Linked DNA regions of Mus musculus: region 2 is linked to region 1. The links are chromatin loops, found by intact Hi-C in ENCODE. Cell type or tissue: heart. All regions are shown on one strand. Links, peaks and the distances in the headings refer to the core of each region. The heading gives the core; the rest is flanking DNA.

The links. Hi-C counts contacts between places; a loop is a spot of excess contacts. Peaks named below come from ENCODE experiments on the same cell type or tissue, not always from the same donor. Only the 100,000 strongest peaks of a DNase experiment are listed, where the experiment ranks them.
Region 2: it touches region 1 in a loop (5-fold over the local background); 22 of 42 quality-filtered maps call a loop at or near these places.

What each region holds. Positions count from the first base shown.
Region 1 is chr17:65,945,891-65,957,318 of GRCm38, forward strand. It overlaps Twsg1 (twisted gastrulation BMP signaling modulator 1), which reads right to left and starts at 5,297. Exons shown (of 5, transcript NM_023053.3): 1 at 5,177-5,297; 2 at 2,768-2,924. The coding sequence starts at 2,887. In heart, for the core only: CTCF peaks have their summits at 5,430 (motif pointing left) and 6,403 (motif pointing right); DNase peaks (open chromatin) are centred at 1,641 and 5,301; H3K4me3 peaks cover 2,135 bases; H3K27ac peaks cover 2,489 bases.
Region 2 is chr17:66,101,079-66,112,506 of GRCm38, forward strand. It overlaps Ndufv2 (NADH:ubiquinone oxidoreductase core subunit V2), which reads right to left and starts at 481. Exons shown (of 8, transcript NM_028388.3): 1 at 337-481. The coding sequence starts at 387. It overlaps Washc1 (WASH complex subunit 1), which reads left to right and starts at 10,468. Exons shown (of 11, transcript NM_026833.1): 1 at 10,468-10,571. In heart, for the core only: a CTCF peak has its summit at 6,028 (motif pointing left); a DNase peak (open chromatin) is centred at 5,983; H3K4me3 peaks cover 224 bases; H3K27ac peaks cover 86 bases.

The DNA.
Region 1 (11,428 bases), core at 1,336-9,335:
AATAATAGGCAGAAACTGTTGAGTGTGGTGGTACACGTCTGTAATCCCAGGTATTCACTAGGTTGAGGCAGGAGGACTCCAAGTTCAAGACCAGCATAGGTAAAATAGCAAGACTGTCTCAACAAGAAAAAAAAAAAAAACCTATTGAAAATGAATAAAGCTAGACAAAGAAGTATAAGGAAACTCTGTACCCATTTTTTTCTAAAGACCAAAAACATTTCTAAAAAATGAAGCCTACTATGTTAAATCAATTCCTAGCAAGTTTTATTACAGAAATTAACAAGATGACCCAAAAATTCATATGCAAATGCAAGGGACCCAGAATCAGGAACAAAGTCTTAAAAAGAGCGAAATGAGACTACACTACAAAGCTATACTACAAAGCTACAGCAACCAAGGCCATGCACATGCTCAGAATGGATTCTTCAAGTGTCTAGACTCAACTGTTTACATTTCAAATGTCAGGGCAAGGATGTTGTGGTGGGCAGAACAAAATGGCCCCTACAGGACATACATTTGCACTCTTAGTTCCCAGTTGGAGCACTTAGAATTACTAGGTGCTATTATAGAAGGAGGTGTGACACTTGAGGTTGGAGATTTCAAAAGCCCATGGTAGGCCCAGCTGCACTCTTTCTCTCTGCCTGCTGCCTGTGGATCAGGATGGAAAGCTCTCGGCTACAGCTACAGCACCATGCCTGCCTGCCTGCCTGCCTGCCTGCTGCCTTGTTCCCAGCCACGACAACCATGGACTCACTCTTCCTCCTGTCAACAAGCCCCAAATAAATGCTTTCTAAAAGTTGCCTTTCTCATGGTGTCTCTTCACAGCAACAGAAGACTAAGACAGATGTTATACTAAAAGTTCCAAAAATGCCGGTGGCGCACACCTTTGATCCCAGCCCTTGGGAGGCAGAGGCAGGCGGATTTCTGAGTTCGAGGCCAGTCTGGTCTACAAAGTGAGTTCCAGGACAGCCAGGGCTACACAGAGAAACCCTGTCTCAAAGGGGATGGAGGGCACCAAGGAAACAAGGTTCCCTAAATTCACACACACACACACACACACACACACACACACACACAGGCATAATAAAGTTAAATTTTTGTTTTGTTTCATTTTGGGTTTTTGTTTGTTTGTTTGTTTTGTTTTGTTTTGGAGACAGGTTTTCTCTGTGTAGCCCTGGCTGTCCTGGAACTCACTCTGTAGACCAGGCTGGCCTCGAACTCAGAAATCCGTGCCTCTGCCTCCCAAGTGCTGGGATCAAAGGCATGCGCCACCATGCCCGGCTAAAGTTAAAATTAATAACAGATTTCTCTAGATTTGAAAGGCAAATTTTAAAGGTTCTACAGAGTATGTGATTCATGTAACTAGAATTCAAATTACTAATGAAAAGGAGGAAAATATCAGGAATAGGCACAAAAAATAAAAATCCTTGATCTATAAAATTACTTATGATTGTAGTCTCAAGCGAGAATTAGAGCCAAAGTTGGTGGACTCACTCTACATGGAAAGCTAACAGAGGCTGTGTGTCTCTCTTTGTAAACGTGTAATCTGAAAGGCTCAAAACCCTAAACCTTCCTGGGCATGAACATGACATCACAAGTGGAAAATTCCACATCTGACAGCCGATGAGGCGTTGTAGTCAAAACAGCTAAAAATACTGCAGAAGGTCACTCCCAGGCAAAGCAAAGCGCACGGCAAGCAAATAGGTTTACTCTTTAGACTGCGTCTCACAACTAAGGTAATTTCATACGTGTGTGTGTGTGTGTGTGTGTGTGTGTGTGTGTGTGTGTAAAATGTATATTTGCCTTATACATACATACATACATACATATTGGCATATATATTTATGCAATTCTAAAAATTTCAAAATGTGAAACACTTTGGCCATAAACATTTCACACATATTCAGCCTGTACGCATAGCTGATAAATTTCGTGGGGCCATGGTCAGCACCTAGAATGGAGGACACAAAAGACATGGCCCCCTCAAAGAGAAGAAAGACTGCTGGAGGGATGGGGAGAGAGAAGCTACATAATTTATCTGTCACTGTCACAACATCATGGAGAATAGTAACCAGGATGCTGAGTGAAAGAGTCATGGGCTTAGCAGCCAGAAACAGGTCAGAACAGGTCAAACCCACAACCATTTCCCAGCTACAGGAACGTCACCAAATGACCGTCACTTTTCATCTCAGCAAAACGACAGGTAATTACATGGGTTTGCCTCGCTTCCATTGGAAAGGATCATTTTTCACATACTTGGGAGAAGAGTCTATAGTCCTGGCCAACAATCTGCCTGCAACATGAGTGAGCCTGAACCGGAACCACCCAGCCACACTGCCTCCCAGACTTGAGTCCCTGAGAAGCTTCACGAGATAATGTATTTTGGCTGTAGTTGCTAGGTTTTGATATAATCTGTTACACAGCAACCGGAAAATAATACGTTATATGTAATAATCTATCTATTAACTGACAGGCTAAAAGTCTTCTAAATATAGTTATTAAGACTCTGTCATCTAAGCTAGATTGTAGACAGTAGTACACTCATCACCCATAACAGCTTATACAGCAGACTAGCATACTGCAGATTGAACTTCTTGAACCAATTTTGGTCGGATGGAAGATAGCCATAAAGATAAAAAACAAAGTTCGGTACCGCCGACCCTGGCCCACTGCTCAGACGGTGTGTGTACCTGCTTTGATATATCCCTATAGTATCTACCTGCACACAGTATGTTTCAGTATTAACGAAGGTACCTTGAATCCTTACCTGAATGAGGCATTTGCTCACATCGCTGGCACAGAGTGCTTTGTTACAGCTCTGGGACACGGGGAGACACAGCAGGAACGTCAGGGAGGCTAGAGCTAGCACAATATAGTGTGACTTCATGGTTCTTCAAAGAAGTCACTCAGTAGCTTCCAAGAAGCTAGAAAAACAAAGCAACGAGAAACTTTAATTCAAAGGCAAGTGGTAGGTTACAAACTAAGACGAAACCAAACAAAAAAACATGGAATATAAGTCAAGAGTCACTTGCTTGTGTCCAACCCCCTGAGGGATCATTTGAGGAACATTCTCAAAGATCACTTAAACATTCAAACATTCAGGCTTGGGTGGCCATCTTTAAAGAATGAACCGCAAACTACTCAGACATGGAGATGATTAAAATCCTAGTTAACACTGCTGAGGTCCCAGCCATCCGAAAGGATCCAACTGTAGCGCTACAACTCAAGTTTCAACATCATATTCAATTTAAAATAATTTATGTAAGAACTAATAATACTGCCAGGTGTGGTGGTGCAGGCCTTTTTAAATTCCGGTACTCAGGAGGCAGGGACTCAGGAGGCAGGGATTCAGGAGGCAGGGACTCAGGAGGCATGTTCAAGGCCAGCCCCACCCACACCGGGGCTGGAGAGATGGTTTTAGTGGTTAGGAGTATGTTACTGCAGTTTCAGAAGACTTGAGTTTGGTTCCCAGCACCTATCTGGGACAGCTCGAAATCACCTGTAACTTTAGCTTCGGGGGGAGGGGCGCTGAACCCTATGACTTCCTGGGGCACCTGAACACGGAACACACGCTCACACACACATAATTAAAAACAATAAAAATACATCTTTAAAGCTATTACTTCTGCGTTACGTTAAAGCACCCTGTAGGTGCTCACACGTGCAGCTGGAGATGAAATCCAGGGCCTCGCGTGTGTGAGGCAAGGTTTCTACCATGAACTACACCTTCAGCTCCAATGTTCAAAATCTGAGCATCAAAGCAAAACTGTGAAGGAAAATTATTCTGGTGATTATCTCACTTTGTTGGTAAAGGACTTGGGGGAGAGGCGCAGGAACCACAACCATTCTTAACTGCATTAAGAATTGTAGGTAAATGGGAAGATATTCTGTTAGTACGGTAGATTCTTCTGTTCTTAAGAAGTATCACAGTACAGAAAGAAAACAGAGGGGCACCAGCACAAATTCTCACAGGGGTTATAAGTGGGGGCTGGCAAGATAGCTAGGTGGCTAACAACACTTGCCTGACATGCCTGAAAGCCTAAGTTCTACTTGGGAGGCAGAGGTTGGCGGATTTCTGAGTTCGAGGCCAGCCTGGTCTACAGAGTGAGTTCCAGGACATCCAGGGCTACACAGAGAAACCCTGCCTCGAAAAACCAGGAAAAAAAAAAAAAAAAAAAAGGAAGAGAATTGCCTCCCTCCAAAGTTGTCCTTTGGCATACACACCATGGCGCAGGTGCACAGGTATGCTTGTGTGCGCATAAACACGCTCGCGCACCCACTAAAATTTTAAAGATATAATTTCTTAAGGCTAAAACACAAATTCCCAACAAAATCAATTAAATAATAGCTGGGCCTGATGAGACACGCCTGTGATCCCAGCATTTGGCAAGCAAGGCAGGAGGATAATGAACTGCAGGCCAGCTTTACTTCCAAGTTAGATAAATTAACGATAAAAATAAGGGGCTAGAGAGATGGCTCAATGTCTTAAGAGCACTTGCTACTCTTGTAGAGGACCCGAGTTCGGTTCCCAGCACCCACACTGGCAGGGCACAAGGGTCAGCAAGCCCAGCTCTGGGGCATCCAATGCCCTCTTCTGGCCCCTATAGCAGTGCCAAGACGAAAAGTGTGCATACGCATACAGACGCATGCATTTTATTTTAAAGGAGTCAAAATAAATCCCCTCAAAACAATAAAATACAATTTTGATGTAGGGCCGGTTAGAAAGTGGACCCTGCTGGTTACAAAACTAGGAGATGGCGCTACACCACAGGCTCTGCATGGGGTATGACTCCGTTCTGAAACAGAAAGTCCAGAGCTCCTGCCCGCCGGCGGGGAACCGTTAGTAATCCCATTTTCTCGCCCGCTCCCTGCGGACCCAGCCGGCTCCCTGGGCATCCTGCCCACAGCCGGTGCGGCCCCGTCGCCGCTGCCGGCCGCGGGGACCCACAGACACCCCCGGCTGCCCCGAGCGTCTTCCCGCCGTCCTCCGGGAATCCAGGTGACCGCGGGGGAGGAGCGCGACACCCCACACCAGCGCCCGGACCCGAGGTTCCGAAGGCGGTGGCACCGCGGCCCTTTGTCCCCGCCGTTCGGGCCTCTCGGCGCCCGCATCCCCGCCGAGCGCCGCGGCCTGGCTTCCTAGATGCCGCCCGCCCGCGCGCCCGAGCTCGCTCACCGTGGCCCCGGCCTCCTCCCGGCCGCCGAGCCTCCAAGCAGCTCCCGCGAACCCCGGCGCCGCGGACACACAGGCCCGCGCTGTCCCCGGCCGCTCCCAGGCCCGCGCCGGGCTGCAGGCCACGCCCCCTGGAGCCCGGGCTGGGCACGCCCTCGGCCACGCCCCCAGGTGTGTGCGCTCCGGCCTCTCGCGGAGCCGGGCCCCGCCCATCAGCCGTCTGGTCTGCTGCCACCTGTTGGGCGGCTTACCTCTGCTGCCAGCCGCTGTGCCCTGCGGTTCGGTTCAGCAGCTCTGCCACAAAGCTGATTTGTCCTCCTTACTGGATATAAGAATGAGGCACAGGGCAGATGAATAGAACAGGACTGATACTTGACGTGCGAGGCAAGGTTCATTTTAAATACGTGTTTAAGCACCTAGGGATCACTGGATACGGATCTGTCCCACACTTCAGTCACTAATTCATAAAAATGTTAAGCCTGGCACTGCCAAAAAGGAGAGAAGGCAGCAGTGAATCCTGCTCAGGAATGTCACTAGGTATGGGAGGGAGACCAACTGGAAGAAGCCTCAGTTGGAACGGAGGTCAGGTCAGTATTGGCTTGACCAGTCATTGAGTCTTGAACTTTAGGAAGATGGGGCTTATCCCACCAGTAGCCCACAAATAAAGTACATTTAGGTCTTTACCATAACCATTGCTTTTCCAGCAATATTCCACAGCCATTGAGTTGGAGCCCACATGGCCAGTTCACTTTGGGAGCAATGGCCTAGTGTCAAACCCTTTCTTAACCTAGGAAGTGTCTTAAACTCTCCTTGGTTTACTGGGAGGCAGCAGCCTAGAAAAAATTGGCTGAGATGGATAGTAATAAATTACTAGCTAATGTGGGTCATAGTGCTGGTATTAATACATTTTGTAAAGTAAGCATAGGTTTTCTTTAAAAATCGGGGGCTGAGTAGATGGATCAGTTAGTAAAAGACCAGGGTTCAGATTCATATGCCCATATGTTCATATGTCAGGCACAGGGGTTGATATATGAAACCCAGCCCTAGAAGGAGGTAGACATAGGAGGATTTCTGGGTTCACTAAAGCTCCAGGTGCCATGAGAAACCCTGTTTAGGAAAATCAAAAGTAAGAAAGCCACCCAAGGTGGTGGTTCAGCTCATAAGGACATCTGTCACCAAACCTGATGACCTTATATTTAGCTGCCACCAAGCCTTATAGTCAAGCCTCAAGATCCACAAGGTGGAAGTAGAGAGCCAATTCTTGCAAGTCATCTTCTGATCTCCACATGTGTGCCACAGAAGGAGTGCAAACACACACACACACACATGCAAGTACACACATACACACACACGCACATATATACACGTGTGTGCACACACATGTGCACAAGTGCACATACACACGCTTGGGTGCGCGTGCATATACATACATACATGTGTACACACTATTTTAAATATAGGATGACATAAGAGTATGTTATACACCAGCCATGCACATATGCACACACTAATAGGTGCATATACATCCCACACATTAAATGAAGCTCCCCTGAAAACTACCCTAAGAAAACAAGGGTCTACACCTATTAAATTTTACGGATCTTATTCTCAGCATTATTTATGAGTTACAGAGATTACGATCCACTACATCAGTGGGCTAGTCCAACCATTTAAAATGCTATTGTAGATCACTGACTCCCAAACCTCTTGTTCACAGGATTCTATACTGTTGAAAACATGGAGTGTTTCAAAGAGGTTATGTGTATCGTTTCAATATTTGAAATTAAATTTTTTTAGTTAAAATTGCTCATTATTTCATTAAACCCAGTACATAGTTACATAGATAACATTTATTTTAATAAGTGCATTTAAAAAAATAAAACTGTGATGGATTAAACACTATCCCCGTAGGCTTGTGTGTTTGAACATATCCCCAGTCAGTGGCACTGTTTGTAAAGACTGAGGGGTGGGAGATACTCCACTGGGGGCTGACTTTGAAGTTTGATAAACTGGACCCCGTTCTCTGTCTGCTTCCCATGTAGGGAACTATGTGATTTGTCAGCTTACCCACCCTGAAGGGACGCCAAGGGACTTGGGTTTCAGGAGCCCTGGATCAAACACTCCTCGTCATCCTGGAGCTCCATCCATGCTGGTGGCTCTGTAAGGAGCCCCTATTTGTGCCCAATACCCACCGCAGTGGGCTGGACCATGTGGCTTGTAAGGATGCTCAGCCACTGTTGATGCGAACTCTGTTTTGTTTCTCTCTCGTTTCCTCCCTGTCCTGTGAGGTCTCCTGAGTCTTTCTACTCCATGTTGGATCCTCAGAACAACAGGCTGGACGGACGGACGGACATACTGCGACAAAGGACTAATGCTGCGCCTAAACAAGGGAGATTTCTGTGACGCCAACAACGCCCTGCGTGATGGACCCTGAAATGATGGCCCAAGGTCACACGAATGAGAACACATCCAGATCAAAGAGAGCATCAGGACCCACCAGGGAAACTTGGGCTCTGCCTCTTTTCCCTGTACAACCCGGAGACTCTTGAGAACACTCTGAAACAGTGTTTAGATCATCAGGCCTCTGCATTTGCCAGTGTGATCATGCCCTTTATGATAATGATGATGATGATAATAATAAGTAATAGTAATAACAATGCTCTTTTCTTGACTTTACCACCAGCTTCTTTTTCGTTAGTTTTCTGGGATGGAGGTGGGGATGGGGCCCTGAGCCTAGTCCACAAGGACTCTTGGGAACTGGGGCTTTTGACCCAATTCTGATTGGTTCTAACCTCATTGCTAGCCATAGGAGGCCAGGTGAGGGGTCCCAGCATGAACAAAAACCCAGTGAAAATGGGAACACCTCTTTGCCAGCTTCTGGTTAAGACATTACAAACTCATTTTTTTTTCTTTCTTGAGTGGATCAAATCAGCTGAGTTTACAGATTTTGAGTCAGAGGAGCTTCAGTTTCTCAGCCTCTCCAACCAGCTTGAGTCAGGAAGTGGGGGTGGGGTGGGGTGGGGGTGGCAAGCACCTTAGCAGCACACCGCACTCTTCAATTCTCCTCTCTGCTCTGTTATCTCCATCGCTGCTGCAGCAGAAAGAGGACAAAGGCAGAAAGCCAGTGTCTTTCAAGGGACTGTGGACTCTGCTTTAAGTAGGAACAATGTAGGCAGGATTGCTATAAACTGCCCTTTAGGCACCGACCACAAGACAGTGTCTTTCAGCAAAATGACTCTCAAGGACCACTGAAATATTTACATGTGCCCTTCACAAACATGACATGGATCGCTGCTGCCCGTCACGGTAGGTTCAAACTTGTTTAGATATTTACGAATCTGCTTTCACTTTAGATTCCACCCTTCTGAGCATAGAAACAATACATGTGTGCCTGAGCAATGGTGACCATGGATGATAATAGGCTGTTCTATTTTATCCTACAGATGTTGTTCCTGCTGGTATCTCCTGCCTGTAATCATTAGCAGTTGGGAGACCACACAGGAACACTGAAAGCTCCAGGCCCAGTCTAGCCTTTCAAATGAAAGAAAGCCTGTCTGTCTCCCAACACTATTTCTGTTTGTGTCTATTGCTACTAGTCCCCTGAGCCCTGCAGAGTCCCACATTTATACACATTACATAAAACACAATCCTCAATACCATTATATATATATATATATATATATATATATATATATATTTTAAAAATCTACGTGTTCCTTCAAAAATATTTAAATTTTTATTTACGTTAGTGTTCTGCCTACATGTATGTCTGTGTGAGGGTGTGAGATCCCTTGAAACTGGAATTACAGACAGTTGTGAACTGCCTATGTGGGTGCTAGGAATTGCTCCCAGGTCCTCTTGAAGAGCAGCCAATGCTCTTAATTGCTGCTGCTAAGCCATCTTTCCGGCCCTAGGTGTTCTTTTTTATACTGGTGACATTTTCGAGAAACTTCTCCGGTGGTATGATAGTTAATTTTGTCCACGTGAATTCAGAGACATCTGAGAAGTTTGTAAAATACACCTCTAAGTGAGTCTATGAGAGAGTTTCCAGAGATGGACCTCCAGGGCTCTGAGCTAGCCAGTCGCTTAATCTACTGATGGATTTAAAACCTGAACATATGTTGAGGTATGGTATGGAGAACTGAGAAAGGTAGGACCTGTCCAGAGGAAGTGAGTTCTTGAGGGTGTGCCTCTGAAGGTTTTGTTTGTTTGCTTGTTTTTTTTTTTTTTTTTTTAAAGATTTATTTATTTATTACATGTAAGTACACTGTAGCTGTCTTCAGACACACCAGAAGAGGGCGTCAGATCTTGTTACAGATGGTTGTGAGCCACCATGTGGTTGCTGGGATTTGAACTCTGGACCTTCGGAAGAGCAGTCAGGTGCTCTTACCCACTGAGCCATCTCACCAGCCCTGTTTGCTTGTTTTTAAGAGAGTCTCCTTATGTAGCTCTGGCTGTACTAGAACTTACACAGGCCTACCTCTGCCTCCCAAGTGCTGGGACTAAGGGTATGCACCACTAAGCCTGGTGTCATATGTCAGGACCCAGAGATGTACTTGGGTCAGAAACCTGTTTCTTTCTCTTCCTAGCATGTTCATATTGTACACATTTTTTTTTTCCTGCTTTTCATGGGTTTTTGTTATTTTGTTTTTCGTTTTTCTGTTTTTGGTATCTGGAAGATAGGGGGCCAACAAGACAGGCTTGTTAGGGCTGTGAGAGTGGAGGATTTGACGCTAACAGCTCTGCTTACTTAGGATGAGAGGGCAGATGTACTTAACAGGGACGCGGATCTGACAAACAGCGGGTGGGTCATTCATGTGCCAATCACTCAGTTAAACATTGGCTAGTGTTAAGTATATAACAGGACAGGTAATCTAATTCCCAAGTGTTCTCATGTATAAAATGAAGATCTTTTTTAAATGTACTTGGTAAGAGAATGTTTAGAGCTAAATGAGATGATGTCAAGCGGCCAGCACGTAAGTGTTTGCCTCCTCTTCTGTCCATTTGTGTAAACCGAGAAGTAAGAGGGATGAGCAGGCTTAGGAGAGTATCAGGGGTGACCTATATGTCCAGTTGGCCATCACTACTAGGTATCCACACAGAAATGACAATCAGTCATCAGAAATGAAGTTGGGCACTCAGACAGAGGTTCGGATTCATGACTGGAATATAGGGTGTCATTGACACTGATCACCACAGAAGGGGGTGAGCTCCAGAGGCAGAGAATAAAGGTAGAGGACCAAGTCACGGGGAACTAACTCTCTAAAGACTGCTGAGAAGAACTTTGGAGTCACACTGTGGTACTTTATTGGTATAAGAAAGAGATGCTGCCCTTGACCGCAAGTCTAAAGTGATGCAAAAAAGCCTCTCTACATAGAGGGGGGCAGAACACACAAGCCATGGCACTTTCTATAAGGGGCCAGAATACAGTGGCTCAGACTGCCAATTCTCCAGCCTGGAAGTCCCAACTTGCTGAATACCTGTTCCTTAGCTTGCAGCAATTTTTAAAAAAAAATATCTTTTCATGTGTATGCATGTGTTCTTACATGGTTACATGTGGAAGAGCAGGTACCCATTTCCGTGTGCATGTAGAGGCCCAGAGTTGAGGTCTGAAATCTTCCTTGATCAATCTCTTGCTCTTCCTATTATATTTGCACTATCCCACCCCAACCCCCCAGGCTGAGGACTGAACTCAGGGCTGTGTGCTTGCTAGAGTTAAATCCCAAGCCCCAACCTTGGTCGTTTAGTCAAGCTCAGAATTCCTAGGCAGCTTGCTTGGAATGGAGAGAATTCCATCTGTGTTTTCAGGGGCTGGAACTACAGGCAGGCTGCTGGGCTAGCCCAGTGTTTCCATGGATGCTGGTGATCTGAACTCAGGTCCTCTTGCTCACCTAGAAACTAGGCTTTAAAAAACGGAGTCATCTCAGCTGCACACATTGTTCTTTGAAGGCCAGACCCACGACGTGAGGAGGAAAGAAGGCAAGGCAAGGCAATGGGATGAATGCCACCGGAGACCAAGCCACGGGCAGCCGCACTGGTTCATCCTCCTTTGCCTCTGTGACCATATTCTGTGGCCCTGCGGTTGCGCAACTGAAGCGTGAGGAATCCGCTGATATTTTGCTTGGGGCCCGACTTCAGAAATGTGCTCTCTGATATTAATCACCAGGAGAGTGAGCATAATTGGCTGGCTCTGAAGCAAAGGCTGGAAGATACCAGCGGACAACAGATCCAACTGAACTTGAGCCAGGAGGAGGA
Region 2 (11,428 bases), core at 1,883-9,882, 160 kb after region 1:
CAGACAAGCAGCCCAAAGCTTCGCTGCTAGGATCCTGGAAGCAGCGGGCCGCCAGGGCCCCCCACTAGCTTCCGCACCAGGATAAATGACAATCGCCTTCCTGACCTTGACTAAGTTAGGGGTGACTTTCCCCGGCCCGGTGCGGGCGGCCCGCCACCCGCCGCCACCGCAGCTGCGGAGCATCCCGGAGGCACTGAGGACGAAGGCCGCGGCGTCCCCGCCGCCGCCAGCTGACCTGTCCAGCGCCTAGGGGTCTCCGAGGACTAAAAGCTAAGGGAGGCACGAAGAGCGGGAGACTGTGGCGACAGTGCCCGGGGTTCACCCCGAGCCTCTTACCCACTGAGCAGCGAGGCCGGTCGCCCTGGCCCGCAGCGCCAAGGAGAACATGGCGGGGTACGCGATGCTCCGACCCCGGCCGCTCTAGGCTGACTGGGAACGAACGAGCCCGGAGGCCCGGCGCGCGCGGCCCCGCGCCCAGGACGCACGGCGCGCGCGCGCTCACGAGCCCTGGCCTGGGCGTCCCGAACGGTACGCCGTTCCTGACGCAGCGGCGCGCGAGGGCTGCTGGGACCGGTGGGCGGGCCCGAAACAGCCCAGTCCCTAAAAGGCCGGCCCGGTTGGGCCAGCTGAGTCCCCGCCCTGAGGACGAGGCTCGCCTTCTCGAGGCTCTTGTGTTTGTTGAGGACGAGGCGTACCTTCTGGGGGATCTTGTGTTTGTTCTGTCAAACACCTCCTCTGGTATTGCAGTTATTTCTTTCAAAATTCGTTTGGTTGAGTCTTTTCTTACATACGATCGTATTTAAAGGGCTGCCACCTAGTGGACTTGGACAGCAAGTGCCTTGGCTCCCAAGCCTTTGCGTTAGAGTCTGTAAAACGACAGGCTAAACTGGAATTGACTTCGGGATGCCAGTGAGTGGGAGGTAGAAATGATGACTGTTGATGCTGCGCGGTAGACGAACAAATATTCTTTGTGCTTGTGTATGCTCTAGACATTTTCCATGATAAAACTGGTGGAGGGAGGAACCTACTGTCTTCTTGATTTTTGTTTGATCTCAGGAAACTCCTAGCAGCTTTAGTACGCATCGTGCTGTTTCCAGCTGTCGGTATTTTACACAGGTTTTGAGTGATCCTCAACCTTCAGACAGGCGCATACTGCCACCTTGGGCTTTTAACTTATTCTTGACTCTTCTTCTGACTGTCGTTTTGTGTGTGTCTTCTCTATCCACCCCTTTCTTTTTGCTATAATAAAGTTGTGAATAGTTTCCGTAATTTTGACAACAGAATGAAGATTCTGAAAGGTTATTCGTCATGAGTTTGTTTTTTTAAAAAAACAAAAAACAACAAAAAAAACCACCCAAGATAATCCATTGCAACCTGTGTGAATCATATTCTACAAATTATTAGACTCAGCCGGGCGTGGTGGTGCACGCCTTTAATCCCAGCACTCTGGAGGCAGAGGCAGGCAGATTTCTGAGTTCGAGGCCAGCCTGGTCTACAGAGTGAGTTCCAGGACAGCCAGGGCTACACAGAGGAACCCTGTCCCGAAAAACCAAAAAAAAAAAAAAAAAAAATTATTATTCGACTCAAGAAATAGTGTTTCTAACCAATGATACTAAATTCTTTAGTTCCTATTGCATTATCTCCAGTATTAGTTTACCACTAATAAATTTGCTTCAGTACTTCTCTGAGGGAATGAAAAGATACTGAAAAAGAAAAAATAATCCGGGTCCCATTACTGATTTGTTTTATTGTGTGCACCCAAACATATTGTCACCATCATTAGCAGCTGTAATACTTTGGCCTTTTCAGAGTCTCATGTTGCCCAACCTGGTCCCAAACTCGCTATAGGTGAAGCTAAAAGACCCTCACTCAAGTCTTGGGATAATAGCGGATCCCCAAGAACTCACAAGAGACCAAGCTTGATGTAAACCACATGAGGCTTTATTCTGGGAAAGCCAGAGCTCTTGGGACGACTCATATCCCATGCAGGGGTAGAGGAGTCGACCCCAAGGGAAAAGGGGGTCCCAGTTTTTATAGGCCCTCAGGGGGGAAAGGAGAAGTGGGGGAGTAGGGGATTTCCAGATCTAAACAATGTAAAAGGATTGATTTCTCAAGAAATGGGTATGGGAGGGAAACAAGGAAAGAGTTTAATGAAGGTACAGTAACTCAGGATTGGCCCAGCTGTGGTTGCTGGGGAGATTTTCCGACTCTATCCCAGCAACCAATATCACAAACAGTGAGGTGCAGCAGTGGGCACACACCTGGGTTCAAGGAACGGTCAGAACATTGGCAGATACACGGGTTCAAGGAGCGGCCAGAGCATTGTGCACCTCTATTTTTTCTAAATCAGTGAAGCTACTTCTACTAACACTGAAATTTATTTTGCCAATTTCAGGGCTTCTGTGACCTTTTACATTCTGTCAGGATCTTTCAAAGCTAGTCTCGAACTCATGACTCTCATGCCACCACCTTTCTTTTTTTATTTTTATTTTTTTATTATTTTTTTAAAGATTTATTTATTTATTATATGTAAGTACACTGTAGCTGTCTTCAGACACTCCAGAAGAGGGCGTCAGATCTTCAGATGGTTGTGAGCCTTTTTTTTTTTTAAAGATTTATTTATTTATTATACATAAGTACACTGTAGCTGTCTTCAGACACACCAGAAGAGGGAGTCAGATCTCGTTAGGGATGGTTGTGAGCCACCATGTGGTTGCTGGGATTTGAACTCAGGACCTTCGGAAGAGCAGTAGGGTGCTCTTACCTGCTGAGCCATCTCACCAACCCCATGCCATCACCTTTCAATCACCACCACCAAACCCAGTTCCTCTGACATTGATACTCCTCCTCCTCCTTCCTCCTTCTCCTCTTCCTCCTTCTTCTTCCTCCTCCTCTTCCTCCTCCTCTTCCTCCTCCTCCTCCTTCTTCTTTTTTTCTTTCCCAAGACAGGGTTTCTCTGAGTAGCCCTGGCTGTCCTGGAACTCACTCTGTAGTCCAAGCTGACCTCGAACTCAGAAATCCACCTGCCTCTGCCTCCCAAATGCTGGGATTAAAGGCGTGTGCCACCACGCCCGGCCCCATTTTCTTTGATTCAACATCTTGTACTATACTTAGCATATGAAAGGCAGTCAATAAATCTTTTAGTTGAATGAAAATCTTTGTATAATGCAAATAGTTTGCCTATCCAGTCTCTTGCGGGACTATGATAATCATGTCTGTATCATTGTGATGGTTTGCATATGCTCGGCCTAGGGATTGGCACTATAGAAGGTGTGGCTTTTTTGGAGTAGGTGTGTCACTGTGGGCGTGGGCTTTAAGGCCCTAGCTGCCTGGAAGCCAGTCTTCTGCTAACAGCCTTCAGATAAAGACATAGTACTCTCAGCTTCTGCACCATGCCTGCCTGGATGCTGCCATGCTCCCACCTTGATGATACTGGACTGAACCTCTGAACCTGTAAGGCAGCCTCAATTAAATGTAGTCCTTATAAGAGTTGACTTGGTCATGGTGTCTGTTCACAGCAGTAAAACCCTAACCAAGACAGAAGTTGGTACCAGGGACTGGGGTATTGCTGTGATAGGCTTGACTGTTTTGTTTGAAAGAATGTGGATTTGGGGACTTTGGATTTGGAAAGCCATGGAATGTTTTAAGTGAGGCTTAATGGGCCATCCTAGTAGGAATATGGAAGACTTTGTTCCTGTGAGTGATTTGACTGTGCAGACCCGGTCCAAGAGGTTTCAGTGGAGAAGAACTTCAGTCTGTGGCCTAGAGACTGTTTTTGTAGTATTTGGGTGAAGAACATGGCTGCTTTTTTGCCCTTGTCTGAAGAGTCTGCCTGAGGTTAAGGTGAAGAGACTCAGATTACTTGCACTGACAAAGGAAGTCTCAGAAATGCCCATCATAGACGTTGTACTTTGATTGAGTCTCATGAAGAGTGTTTTGAATAAGCATAACAAGCTTAGAAAGGAAAAATACAAAATATATAGTTTGAGTATTAAAGGGGCACCAGGATGTGAAATGGAACCGAATCCTATGTCCTAGGAGATAACAGATTAAGGGATTTGGGGGCAAGATCCTACCCAGCTAAATTTAGATCCAAGCATGGTGATTGATACCTTTAATCCCAGCAGATAAAGCCAAGCAGAGTTCAAGCCTGCCTGGGACAGCAAGTTCTAGATGAAGAAAAGTTAAGTCCAGGTGTGGTGGTACATACTTTTAATCCCACGAGACAGGCATGCAGATCTCTGAATTCAAAGTCAGTTTACAGAGCAAGTTCGAGGACAGCTAAGCTTAGGCAGTGAAGGGGTTGGAAAACAGAAATCTGATGATAATGTAATATATACAAGGGGGCTGCAATGGCTATTCCTGGTTGTCAACTATATCTTGAATGAACTACAATCCAGAGTCAAAAGGCTCACCTGTGACCCAGATCTTGAGGGAAACAAGTTTCTGACCTGGATCTTGGCATAAAAACAAGTCCCAGATCCAGGTATGGTGGTACACATCTCTAATCTGAGCCACACCTTCTGTTGAAGACATACAACAGACATTGGAATCAAGAAGATTCGCTCTTCTCTGCCTGCTTGCATTTACTTGCCAGCAGATCTGTTGGAATCTACTGGCCTTATGGGATTGAGCAACTACTGAGTTTTCTATTCACACCTGAGCATTGCTGGGGAGTTGGACTACAGACTGTTAAGTCATCGTGACAAATTTCCTTATTGTATAGAGACTGTCCGCAAGTTCTGTGACTCCAGAGAACTCTACTACAGAGGCCAAGTTCCAGCCCCAGCAAGCAGCAGAGCTTGGCAGCTTTAGCCATGTGGCTCTCGTTTTAAGAGTGAAAAATAGACGGGACTAGTGGGATGCTGGTTAGCTGGAGCTAAGAAGTTAGCGGTGATTGAGAAGAGACCAGCAGCTCTGGGGTGAAATCTCCTGGGAAGTGTTTTCTGAGAGCACAGAGAAGCTGTGTCCCAGAGACATGCAAAGGTTGTTCTGTACTTTGTGCTTCGGCTGTGTAAGAGTCACCCAGGTCGTACTGGTTTTGAATGTGGCTTCTCAAAGGAGAGTGGTTCTTTATTGTTTCCCCAACGGCCACTCATGGTTTGGGTGGATTCTGAAATTATCTGCAAAAGGTTGCTGTACATTTAAATGAGGGGACTAGAGATTCAGTGATTAAGAGCACTGGCTGGGGTTACATTCCTCGTACCACAAAGAAGCTTAGAGCCATCTCTAATGCCAGTTCCAGTGTATCTGATGCACTCTTCCGGCCTCTGCAGACATCAGGTATGCAAGTGATACACAGACATACATGCAGGCAAAAGATGTGTATACATAAAAATACAAATAATTTAATCTTTAAAAAAAGAAAGGAAGGAAGGAAGGAAGGAAGGAAGGGAAAAAAAAGAAACTCCCAGGGATAGAGAGATAACTCAGAGTTTAAGAGGACTGACTGCTCTTCTAGAGGTCCTGAGTTCAATTCCCAGCACCCACATGGTGGCTCACACTCATCATAATGTACCCAGCGTCCTCTTCTGGCATGCAGATATACATGCAGACAGAACACTAATATACATGCGAGACCAAGGTATGACTACCATCTAAGTCCAACTTGGTGAACCAATGAGTTTTAATGAGGTTACTTACAGGAGCAGAAATGACTCACAGACAGCTGCATCACCACAAGCCAAGCTGCAAAGACCGGCTGCCTAGAAGAAGCAGAAACCATCTGAGCTGCCTGGAAGACGTTCAGAGCAACTGAAACACTTGGGAGAGACACTTCCAGCCTGTTGCACTTCGTCAGCTGCATGATCCGGGTTCGCAGCCTTTGTGGGCTGTCATCTGTACTGAGATAGATTTGGGTGAGTTTGTGTTGCTTTCACACCATAATAATTTCGAAGGGCTGCAAACTGCAGAAACCCTTGCAGGTCTGGGATAGTAATGTGAGGGCTGTCTCTCATACCACAAAGCAGCCAGGAAGAAAGGCCTGGCTCAGGCCTCTACCTAGAAGGAGAAGGAGCGCCTCCTGGTGGAGAAGAAGAGCTCAGCACTTCAGGGAGATTTTAATCTAGTATCATATTTTAACCCCAGGTCTTTCGCTATCCCCAAAGGGTAATAAATACCACACCCTTCTAAATTTGCATCTCCAAAGCAGATGGGATATAGATCTATTAAGTCAAAAGACAGTTTTTATAGGTTTGTGACTGTGTGCATGTCACAACAGCTACAGTCACGTGTGCAGGTCCGAGGACAACTTTGTGAAGTCTGTCCTCTCCTCCCATCTTCTCTCTTTCCCTCCCCCTCCCCTTCTCCCTCTCCCTCTCCCTCTCCCTCTCCCTCTCCCTCGCTCTCTGAGACAGTTTCTCTTTGTAGCCCTGGCTATCTTGAAACTTGATATGTAGACCAGGCTGTCATGAACCATCATGTCCAACTCTCCCTCCATCTCTATATAGATTCCAGGGATTGAACTTGTTTTACCAGGTTTGCGCAGGCTTTCTCTGTGTAGCCCTGGCTGTCGTGGAACTTAATCCACAAGACCAGGCTGGCCTCGAATTCAGAGATCCATCCATCTGCCTGTCTCCCAAGAGCTGGGACTAAAGCCGAGAGCCCGTGCACCACCCCACTCCTGTGCCGCCCTCTTTGCAGGCTGCTCATTTAATCCCTATCAAATGGATCGTAGTAAATGAGGAAAATGGGTCAAAGCATTAAGTAACTTAGCTAGACTCTCCCAGTGTAGACGCAAATGAAGTCTGATAGTTTCTAAGCTTATGCCCTCACTCTTTCTACCAGTGCTGGTGTCTGGCGGTGCTAATGGGGGAACAGATTGGGCTTCTTGGAGGAACCCTTGAGCTGAGCTACTGTAGCCTCAGCCCTGCCATTCCTTCAAAATGTACATTGAAGCTGGATGTTGCTGTTGCGTAAGCCTTGGTTGGCCCCACTCTCGAAGGCAGGCTTATGCTAAGGGCTTGGCTTTAGAATTCTGGAGAGCCTGAAGAACAAAAATGCTGGTCAGAGTCTTCAAGGAAAGCGAAAGGCAGATAAAGACCAAAAACGGCCAATTTTCAGAGGAGACACCAGGGACAAACAGAGGAGGAAGCAGGTGGCTGGTGGCAGAGAACACGTTCAACAGAACAGCGGCTGATGTCAGACTGAAGCCACATTGGGGCGAAGTAGAGCTGACCCTGAGAAGAGACACCTCCACCAAGGCAACTCTTATAAAAGAAAACATTAAACTAGGGATGTCTTACAGGTTCAGAAGTTTAGCTCATTACCATTACAAAACGAGAAGCATGGTGACAGGGTAGGCAGATGTGGTGCTGAAAAGGGGGCAGAGAGTTCAACATCTGTACAGCAGGCAGCAGCAGGAGACTGAGACACACTTCCTTTATCAAGGCCACAATTCCCAGTAGGGCTACTCCCTATGAAGTGGAGTCTATGGGGGGCATTTTTATTCAAACCACCACAGGCTCCTTTAAAGCGGTGCTCCTCAACTCAATTTTGCAAACTATCATCTGAATTGGTCATATCTCCTCAACTGTGATACAAAGATCAAGCTGACCATGCTGTTTGAAGTCCCTGAGAAGCTAGCTCTGAATGCAGGATTGTCCCTCCAACCTTGTGGGAAAGGTGAGGCAGAACAGCCAAAACAAGTCAAGAGTAAAAATACTGTGTCCATGTGTCTTAGTTAGGGTTCTACTGCTGTGAACAGCCACCATGACCAAGGCAACTCTTATAAAAACCAACATTTAATTGGGGCTGGCTTACAGGCTCAAAGACTCAATTCAGTATTGTCAAGGTGGGAGCATGGCCGCATCCAGGCAGGCATGGAGGAGCTGAGAGTTCTACATCTTCATCTGAAGGCTGCTGGCAGAATATTCCCTTCCAGGCAGTTAGGATGAGAGTCTTTTTGTTTGTTTGTCTTGGTTTGGTTTGGTTTGGTTTGGTTTGGTTTTTTGAGACAGGGTTTTTCTGTGTAGCCCTCGCTGTCCTGGAACTCACTTTGTAGACCAGGCTGGCCTCGAACTCAGAAATCTGCCTGCCTCTGCCTCCCAAGTGCTGGAGGATAAGAGTCTTAAAGCCCAAGCCCACAGTGACACACCTAATCCAACAGGGCCACACCCTCTAATAGTGCCACTCCCTGGGCAGAGCATATACAGACCATCACACCTTGAAAACAGAACGGAGAACAACACATGTCCAGCATCTTCTTCCAGTTGTCTCAGATACTTTTTGCCGATCACGGCCCCCAGTTGCTTATCTGCTGTTCTAATATTTTTCTGCTACCTGTTAAACTCGCTCATTTAAAAGCTAAGGCAGGGCTAGCATGGCTTATTCGTCAGATGGAATGATCTGCTGAGATTCAGGTGCCTAACGTGAGTTGCCCCATATGCCCAGGTGATTGGTCTCCACGCCTGGGTGCACACACTTCCCATCCCCTTATCAAAACAGCAGATGGTAGGCTTACTTGGCTCCTCCTAAAGAGTGGGTTTGGATTGGAAAAGAAAAGTCCATGCCTGATTGTCACAGGATAGCCTACTGGCAGGAACACCATTTTGCAATCAGAGAGGAGAGCTGAGAGAAGCCTGTTTGCTTCCTTGGGGATGACAGGAAGAACAGCCCTGGGATGTGTTCCCATTGGTTAACCCAGGACAGAATGCCTTCAATGTCACCATCGAAACTGCTGTAATGGTACCCAAAGTAACAACAGCCGTACCCAGTTTTGACACCCGTATAAACTAGTCTCCATGACTTTCTGGCTAGGGAACAACAGCCTGGGAACACACATCTCCCAGAAAAACGCCAAAACGTCTTGGCGTGTGCACGTGCACGTGTGTTACCAGACTATTAATTTAAAAACCTAAATATAGCTCGGTGTGGAGGTACAAACTTTTAAAATCCCAGGACTTGGGGAAGAGAGGCCAGTGGAGTTCTGTGAGCTTGAGGCTAGCCTGGTCTACTTAGCCAGTTCCAGGACAGCCAGGGCTATATAGTATGATTGTTTCAAAAAAAAAAAACAACCAAACTTTAAACCTTTTGAACATGGAGCCGGAGGAAAGCAAAGGAGAATGTCACCACCATTGGGGAAGCATGTCACCACCATTAGGGAAACATTTCACCATCATTAGGGAGGCTAGCTTGTCGATCGTTGAGATCCTAAACCAACCCATTCCCACAGTGGGATGAAGGTGTGCCGGGCACAACAACAGCATTGGCTCCGGGTGAGGGCACTGAAGGCTGTGCACCCACCCAGTCCTTCATCATCTCTCTGACCTCAGATGGTAAAGACTGATGCAGGAGGACTGCCCCAGACCCCACGAGAGGACAGGACAACTTTGTATGATTATTCCCTATCACATTGTTACCAACCCTGCTTGCAAGAGCTTTCTGCCTTCCAGAAGACTCCCCAGCTGCCAAAGAGGGAGCCCCTCCCTCCCCCACAAGCACATAGCTCACAACTTCCCCACGGCACATTGCTTTCAACATTAGATGGCCACAACACTAACTGACAGAGACCCTGCATAACCTGGCAATATGTAGGATCCTGGACATGCCCACTGTGTCTTCCTGTATGTGGTGTGTGTGTGTGTGTGTGTGTGTGTGTGTGTGTAAGGGTATCCAAAGAAGACAGAAGGGAGCACTGGATCATGCTGAAGCTGGAGTTACAGGTGACTGAGTAGATCAAAGTGGGTGTTGCAACCTATCTTGGATCCCCTGCGCCAGTAGTTAGTACTCTTAACTTCTGAGCTCTTTTTCCAGGTCCTGTACACATACATCTTTAAAATCATTTCCTGGTTGCTATGGCAATCTTTGCAGGCCTAGTGCTGCTCCCAGCTGTTTTTTGGCCGTGGGGTGGGGTGGATTTCTGTCAGCAATTCTTATGTGGCTGCTGACCGACTAAGAGCTCATCAGCTGTGGGCTGTCTGTGGCTTCTTTGGCCCTACGGCTTTGGCTTGCTGCCGGTAAGAAGGCTGTCTGAAAACTAGAATAAGGGATGCGGTAGTAGGGGAGACTCATCTGCCCCCAACACTCTCAAAACACACACACACACACACACACACACACACACACAGACTGTCCATCTACAGCACTGCTTTCTCATTCCTAGTAAGCAATATTCCAGTTTGTTTCTACGCAGAACTTGTGTACTCCAGGTCAAATCATACCGTATCTGATCGCTTCTACGTTGATTTTTTTTTTTTTTTTTAAGTTGGAGACTAAGGGACTTTACCTTTAGAGGTAAACACAGGAAAGGTAGGATCTTCTAAAAGATTAATTAAGCCACTGAAGTATGCATGGCTGGAACAGAGCGGGCGTTTGGAGAACTTCCACTTGATGTCCTATATAGTGCATATGTAGTGTGAGGGTTTCTTGGAGCCGGTAACAGGAGAGACCTGAATCTCCCAGACAGGAAAGGTTAAGCACAGAGTGTGGGGCGGCTTCCTGGTCTAGGCCCCGCCCACCAGCAGCCCGGAGAGCCGGAAGTCGGAGAGCCGAGCTTACAGTGGTGGACGCTAGGACCTGGGAGTGCGGGTCACCGGGGGGCGGGGACGCTCACGTGAGGACGCCGCCTTGGGGTAAGTGTGCAGGGTGGGCGAGGGGCGGACTGGGAGCGCAGGACCGGGAGGAGGCCGCGACCCTGCCGCCCACCGGCTGGAGGCGAGTGAGGGCTCCCGGGCGGGACGGGCCCGGACGGACCGGGAAGGCGATGTAGGGATCCGGCCTGCCGCTCCTCCCACACCCTGCAGCTCCGGCTGCAGAGAAGAGGCCCCGTGGCTTCCTGAAGATTAGGGGGAGCAGGGCGTGGGAGGACAACTTGCACGGTGCGGGTGGGTTGTGCTGAGCACTTTCGAAATTACGAATTACACTGGTGACACGCACATATGGGGGGGGGGGGTTGGTGATCTGGGTTAAGCACCGATCACTTAGAAACATTTCACTTATGCTAAACAACAAGCACGGTCTCTGTCAACATAGATACTTGACAGGCATGTGTGTGTGTAAGAATGTATAAGAGAGGAATGTTTATGTATTCATGGCATGCATGACAAGTGAAAAATAAACAGAAACGATTGGAGGCCAAGGTAGAACTGTAGTCATTTGCTGGAGGGAGGAATTATTTTTGTCTCAGAACAAAACTCACGACTTACAGTAAATTACGTTTACTTCTGAGCTATTTATTATTTCCCCCCACAAGTAGAGTGGCCTTCAATCCATTTTAGATGGTTTGGAAAATTCCCCTTGTGGGCAGGACCGAAAACAGGCATCTACCCACTCCTTACAGGGCCCCAAATGACAACCCAAAGTACAAGTCCATCAAAGGGGTTCCTTGGGGGAACCCCTGAGTTTACTGGGTTTACTTGCAGAATGCGGGGTTCCCAGAGCAGCAGAATCACCAGAAAATCCCCCTGCATAGATGATGAGTCCCCCTTAC